Linked DNA regions of Homo sapiens: region 2 is linked to region 1. The links are chromatin contacts, found by Hi-C or POLR2A ChIA-PET in ENCODE. All regions are on one chromosome and are shown on one strand. Each heading gives the region's core, a stretch centred on a gene start or an enhancer-like site at or near the end of the contact. The rest is flanking DNA. Distances are from core to core; before and after follow the strand shown. Region 1 has its middle 22 kb from the start of WWC1. Region 2 overlaps WWC1 (WW and C2 domain containing 1).

Region 1 (3,066 bases), core at 502-3,001:
AGTTATTTTCCTTGTAAGAGCCACTCCTTTCCCGCTCTTTATGGCCCCGGAAAGGCTGATGGGGTTTGGGCAAATTCATGGTCTTCTGTTGATAGAGGGAGGGTCTCTTTGACATTCCCATGGGTGCTGCAAGGATATAGGTTTGGGCCTGTTGGCAACCATCTTTCCTACATATGGAATAAATCACTGTGAAGATAAGGCCACATCCCAAGGGCAGTGGCATTGAGAGGTGGAGCAAAGACAGTACCTTGTGAGCATCTTTGCGCCCTTGGATCTGACCAAATTTGAAGCCAGTCCTGCCTTTGGATATTCTGGTTTTTGCTTTGTGTTAGGGTTCTGTCACTTACCCCTGCACCTCTCCTGATTAATACAGAGATGCTGCTTGGGGGCAGAAGCCAGCTTGTGTTCACTTTCTCCATCTTCATTGCAGCATTCTACGTAATAGATGTTTCCTAAATGTTCACTGGTTGACTAATAGCTAGTGGGGCAGATTCCTTCTGGCCAAAGGCTCTAGCCTGAGAACAAAATCTATATGTATGTGGCCGAGATAAGACCAAGATAAGGGATTGTTGAGGGAGTGGCCTGGGAATGGAAACAGCCAGAGAGCTGACTGAGAACCGAAGATTCCCAGCCACCTGGGAGGGGCCTGTTCCTGATCTGTGGTGTGTCCTCTCTAAGGCTCAATTTTCACACTGTTTCACAGAGTGGCTGGGAAGTTCAAATAACAGCAATTAATTTGGATAGAAGCGTTTTATGAATGCATGAGTGTAAGGACATCCCTTTTACTGCCCCTGGAATTGGGCTCAGTTCAGGGACACTGATCATCTCTGGAAGAGTGGCTACTGGGTAGACTGTCCCTAAGAGGGTATAGGCTTTGCTTCTTCTGTCCTCTCTTCCCTGGAGCCTTCTAGAAGAGCAAGTCCCCAGGGCTTTACGCAGCTCTTGAAGTGGGAGGATGGGGTGGGTGGAGCTCCTTACTCTTGAACAGGTCAAGCTTCAGGCTGGGATCACACTTCAGCTCTCACTGAAGGCTGAGAATAAGAAAAGTTAGTTGCCAATCAGTAGACATCCCCTTGAGGGAGGCTGAGTGTTTACAACAGCAACCCTGCCAGATGGCAGTATCATCTCCACTACACAGGGGAGGAAACCCAGGCTTCGGAGGTTAGATAAGAAGCCCAGGCTTAGCTAGAAAGGTGTGGTTGGGAGTGAAAGTGAAGGATTTTTTTTGTTTGTTTTGCTTTTTTTTTTAATCTAAAGACGATAACCCCCAAATTCCACAATTTTCCTTTAATAATAGCTTACCATTTAATATGCATTTGTTAAATGCTGGGCCCTTGCCAAGGACTTTACATATATTGTTTTTATTAGGCTTTCCAAATAATCCCATACAGCAGTTATTTTTATCCCTATTTTACAAATGGGAAAGGTGAGGCTCAGGAAGTCCAGGTGGAAATGTACTCAGTGGGCAAATGGTGGAGGCAGGCTCGCAGTCCAGTCTGGCTGGTCCCAGGACTGGTCTTCTTTGGAATCTTTTTCCTGGAACCGATTCCACGGGCCTCTTTCAGGAGTCCAGGGCTCTCCTCGCAGTCTCTGGCTGCTCGGCGACTTCCCTAAATCCCTTTGAGGCGCCGGGCCCACCTCCAAGCAGATTTCATGGGAAAGGCTGCCACCTCGTGGCCAGATGGCAAACCCAACATTTGCCGGGAGGAGGCGAGGGCTGGTGAGGGAGGGGCTTTGTGGAGCAGCTGGTGCAGCCTTGCTTTCCGAGGGCGGCGTGCAGCCACAGTGCCCGCTGCGGGTGCTGGGGAATGGCGCCTTACAGGCTGCCCACCTGCCTCCTCAGGGTGGAAGGCGGGGCTTGGGTGTGAGCGTGCTGAATCAGAACTTTCCTGGAAAGTCGCCACTTGGTGTGGTCAGAGGATCACTGAAGTAAGTAAGTAATCAGAATATCCCTTCTCCCTAATTGTTTCACCTGGCTGGTCGTGGAGGAGGGAGAGGCGAAGGAGAAGGAATGGTGCATGCACTGGAGAGAGGATCCTTGGCCGGGATCTGTTCTCGGTGTTCCACCCCGTATAGACCCTGTCCCCAACTCTGGGCAAGTTACAGAACCTCGTCCTCATTTCCCAAATCTGAGCCGGTTTGAGGAGCGCTCCCTCTGTTCTGACCGCCCCAGCCTTCCTTCAAGCCCTCATCCAGACTGTTGCAGATTCTCCCGGGCTCTGGGCCTTCTGCCACTCTTCTCTCTCCACTTTGCAAACCCAAAGATTCCCTAATCGTGTTTCTCCCTATGTACAAGAGTCACACTGATGTCCCTCATGACCTGGCAGGAGAATACCCAGCTTCTTAGCCTGACTGTTATTCCTGCCTCCTTCCCTCCAACAAACCTCATCTCTGGCTGTGCCCTTCCCGCTGAGCTCCAATCCCCTGCTCCTCATTTCGGGCTGCAGGTGAAACTCACCTACCCACGATCAGACCTTTCTTCCAGAGGTCCTGATCTAATTGGCCTGGGACCCGTGTCTAGCGCGCTCGCCGGTGGTTCTAATCCTTAGCACCTGCCCCGGCCTCTCTGAACTTCTCACCTGTCTCTTTGCATATTTCTTCTCCTTCCTGCTACCCCCTCCTGCCTTGTCTGTCTTGCATTCTCTTACTTGCCAGTGCCCAGCTCAAATGCTTGTGGAGGCTGGGCACGGTGGCTCATGTCTGTAATCCCAGCACTTTGGGAGGCTGAGGCAGGTGGATCACCTGAGGTCAAGAGTTCGAGACCAGCCTGGCCAGCATGGTGAAACCCCATCTCTACTAAAAATACAAAAATTAGCCGGGCGTGGTGGTGGGCATCTGTAATCTTAGCTACTTGTGAGGCTGAGGCAGGAGAATCACTTGAACCTGGGAGGTGGAGGTTGCAGTGAGCCGAGATTGCACCATCGCACTCCAGCCTGGGCAACAGAGCAAGACTCTGTCTCAAAAAAAAAAAAAAAAAAAAAAACAACAAAACTTGTGGAGAGAACTCATACTCCTGTCCTCTGGACATCATGTGTTTGCTCATCACTTGTGTGCCAGCCCTGAGCC
Region 2 (3,164 bases), core at 553-3,052, 47 kb before region 1:
CTTTATTATTGTAATTAAGGTAAAAATTATACAATCTTATAAAAAATTGGGAGCTGGTAACATTTCTGAACTTCTGGAACCAAGAGAACATTTGCAAACAGATTAAGTGTTGTGGACTTTCCATGATCTGCAGGCCAAGCCAAAGAGGTGATTAGCAGGCTTAAACTACTGATTTCTAATCAGAAAGTTAAAAAAAAAAAATCATACTTTATCAAAGAGAGCAGCAACAAAGGGCCAATAAACCCAGGAGTTACACAATAGAAGCTGAATTGTGCAGTATACCAAGACCCTCGGGTCTCTCCAGCACTGCATTCCTATCTGTGAACGTGTTCTCAGAAAGCCAGGATTTTCATGACGTCACTGGGCTATTGCATTACACTGATAACGCATCATTCAACACTGTATGACCTCTCACAAAGGCAGGCAGTGACTCTGAATGAAAATGAGGACATCTGGAAGGACATATTCTAGGAGTCATTAGGCAATTAGATCTAAACTGTCCCAGTCCACTTGCCTCTCCTTCCCACATAATCCAGCCTTTTAATCTCTCCAGTAAGCTAGGATCCTGGGAATACTGAGGAGCAGGACTTCTTTCTCTCTGAAAAGGCCTCTGTGTTCACATTTCTCAATAGCTGTATATCCTAAGAGGGCAGGAGGCAATGGGGGAAATAGGACAGGATGCCTTGGTGGGGGAAGTCCTGGGTTCAGTGCCTGGGAACTGACAAGAAGCATGGGTCTGGAGAGTCATCGCAGCCCTGTCTACTCTGCACCCCACTACCATCCTGCCAACCCCTGGGCCACACCTCCCATCCTCACTGTCCAACAGAGCAGGATCTGTGGGATCTGGCTGCGAGCTCCAGGAAGGAGGCAGGACTTCCTCCAGTGCCTGAATTCCAGGCACTGCACCCCGGAGAGTGCGAGAGCTTAACTAATTCTCAAATCAGGACACACAGACAAACGCTCTGAGAAATGTCAGAGAACTCAAGGAGGGTGAGTGATGTCACATCAACACGCCAAATACCTTGAGACAATGCAGCACTGGCAGGCACTTGGCTGCGAAGTCAGAGAGCCCAGACTGAAACCCCAACCCTCTTGCCAACTTGCTGTGTGACCTCGGTAAGTTCCCTAACCTCTCTGGGCCACAGCTGCCTCATCTGGAAGGTGAGGACAAGTGAAAATGTAAATGTCTATAAAATCCCTCAGTACGTGGCAGCTATCACTACTGCCGGGTGAGGTTTCCACAGCATCTAACAAGATTTTTGAACTATATTGTCACTTTACTCTTTTTTGAATATGAAATCTTGACCAAATGATAACAATGTACTATTTTCTTCCTGGAGGCAAATCAAGTGTAATTTGGTGAGAAGGGAAGAGAAAGGGAATGGGTTCAGAAACAACATTCTCATAAAGAAAAAAGCACAAAAGAAACTCAGTAATTGCCAAAACCTTGTAATACCTGACTCCCTCATGGAATCCCAGCAAATTTCAGAAGGATTCGGATACAGCCCATGTTGAACTAAAGCTGGAGTCTCCCCTTGGACCAATTCAATTCCAGAAGCATTTGCTAGGGCCTGCTGTGCACTTAGCCCTCAGCTGCTCGGCCCTGCTGCCTACAACCCAGCCAGTCCTTTCTTTCTCTTCAAGTAACCAAGGGGTTCTTCACCTACTGCAGACGTAGAGGGCAGGCTGCCCTCACCTGGACCTCCTGGGCTGAGTCCCCTGAGGTCACAGCAGTCTGGGCTGACCCTAGAGTCTCGCTAGGTCAGGCCTCTCCTTTCCAAAGCCACCCTGCCCGGAGCCAGCCCCACAAAAACACCCCCAGCCCTCACATACATGCAGATAAGCGAGCCAGCTTCCAGGAGGCACCCTGGACTGGTAAAGCAGGTTTCTGGTGCTCAGCTTGTTAAGAATAAGGAAATGCATTTTGTTTTTCAGAGCCAGGTGATGGACAATGTCCTTTCGATCCCAGGCACCTGCTCTCCCTTCACTGATGCGATGAAGACAGCCTGTCTGGGGCTGCTGGTATCTTTGTTTGATTTCTGTTGGGTCAACAGTTACCAGTTTGGCAAATAGCAATTGCGAGCCTCACAGAGAAAATCGTGGTCGCAAATTCTGAGAAACGCTGAGGGGGAAGGACTCTTGGGAGTTTCATGGTCCAATAGTTCTATTCTTCAGCTTCTCCTGCCTGAAAAGAGGGGGGAGGCCTGAGCATTCTAGCTGTCCTGGGTTTGGGGTCAGCCCTGGGACTGGAAAACTGTTCTTTCATCTGTTTTTCTGTAGCAGGAAGAATGTCAAGCTATGGAGTCTCCCTGAAATACAGACAGGGATCTGAGCTTACACCAGGGACACCGCAGTCCCAAACAGGTGGGCTGTGCCTCCTGCCAGCCAGAGCCTTGGCCTCTTCTTGGGTCTGATGCTCGCCCTCTGGCCCCAGACTTGACCTAGGAGTTCAGACTCACCAGGAGAGGAGTCAGAAGGTGACAGCTTCTTAACGGGAAGCGACCATTCGTCACCCCTACTCTGTAGCCCTTCCGTTGCCGCTCAGCACCCTTCACTTGCACTGATTCCTTTCTTAGTACCAATTATAGGCAAAACTTTCTGCTGGGCCTGGAGAGACTGGGCAGGATGCTTCCCCATTCAGGGGAGCAGTCAGGCAGAAAGAAACTACTACTTTGTGGTAGATTCATATTAGGAGAAAACACAGTGGGCCCCTACACAAGATGGGACAAAGATGGCAAGGAAGGCTCCCAGGGAGAGGTGGCCCTTCAGCTGAAGTTCACCAGGTGGGGCAGCACAGGGAGGTAGTATCAGAGCGCAGCGGGCACACGGTGTTGACACAAAGGAACGATCAAGCAAAGGGGCAAAGAGAGTGAGAGGTTTTCGAGATTAAGGTGTATTAGAATCATCTGGGTAGCATATAAAAATGCAGTTCCCAGAAGCCCCACTGGGATTCTGATTCAGTAGGCTTAGGGTGGCGGCCCAGGAATCTGCATTTTACAAGCTCCTCTGGGGAGTCTAAAGCAGGAAGTCTGTGGACCACACTCTGAGAAAGCCTGCTTTGAAGGAATGGAAAAAAAAAAAAAAAGTTATTTGTGGCTTTGATGGAATATTGGTTTATTTTCCTGGAATGTTCCCAAAGGGACTTTGGACAGCTCACTAATGAC

Evidence for each region. A loop is a pair of places that touch in the nucleus more often than their neighbours do. ChIA-PET counts read pairs that join two places held with the same protein, here RNA polymerase II (POLR2A). Pooled maps may share reads with other maps.
Region 2: a map of PC-9 shows a loop between it and region 1 (6-fold over the local background). The contact joins two enhancer-like sites. A Hi-C loop is called at or near these places in 7 of 168 maps with a recorded cell type or tissue (Caco-2, Calu3, DLD1 and 4 more), 1 of 37 single-sample maps with no recorded cell type and 5 of 50 pooled maps. POLR2A ChIA-PET finds 5 or more read pairs at or near these places in 7 of 52 experiments (Caco-2, GM12878, Panc1 and 3 more).

The regions. Positions count from the first base shown.
Region 1 is chr5:168,268,141-168,271,206 of GRCh38, reverse strand. No RefSeq gene overlaps it. Among named protein-coding and RNA genes, the nearest start is that of WWC1, 22 kb to the left of the region's middle. Within about 2 kb of position 1,751, at least 5 of the 41 ENCODE cell types and tissues checked have a DNase peak (open chromatin) inside an H3K27ac peak, as active enhancers do; they include PC-9, where a contact is called at or near this core.
Region 2 is chr5:168,315,097-168,318,260 of GRCh38, reverse strand. The region is part of intron 1 of WWC1 (WW and C2 domain containing 1); the gene reads right to left. Among named protein-coding and RNA genes, the nearest start is that of WWC1, 25 kb to the right of the region's middle. Within about 2 kb of position 1,802, at least 14 of the 41 ENCODE cell types and tissues checked have a DNase peak (open chromatin) inside an H3K27ac peak, as active enhancers do; they include PC-9, where a contact is called at or near this core.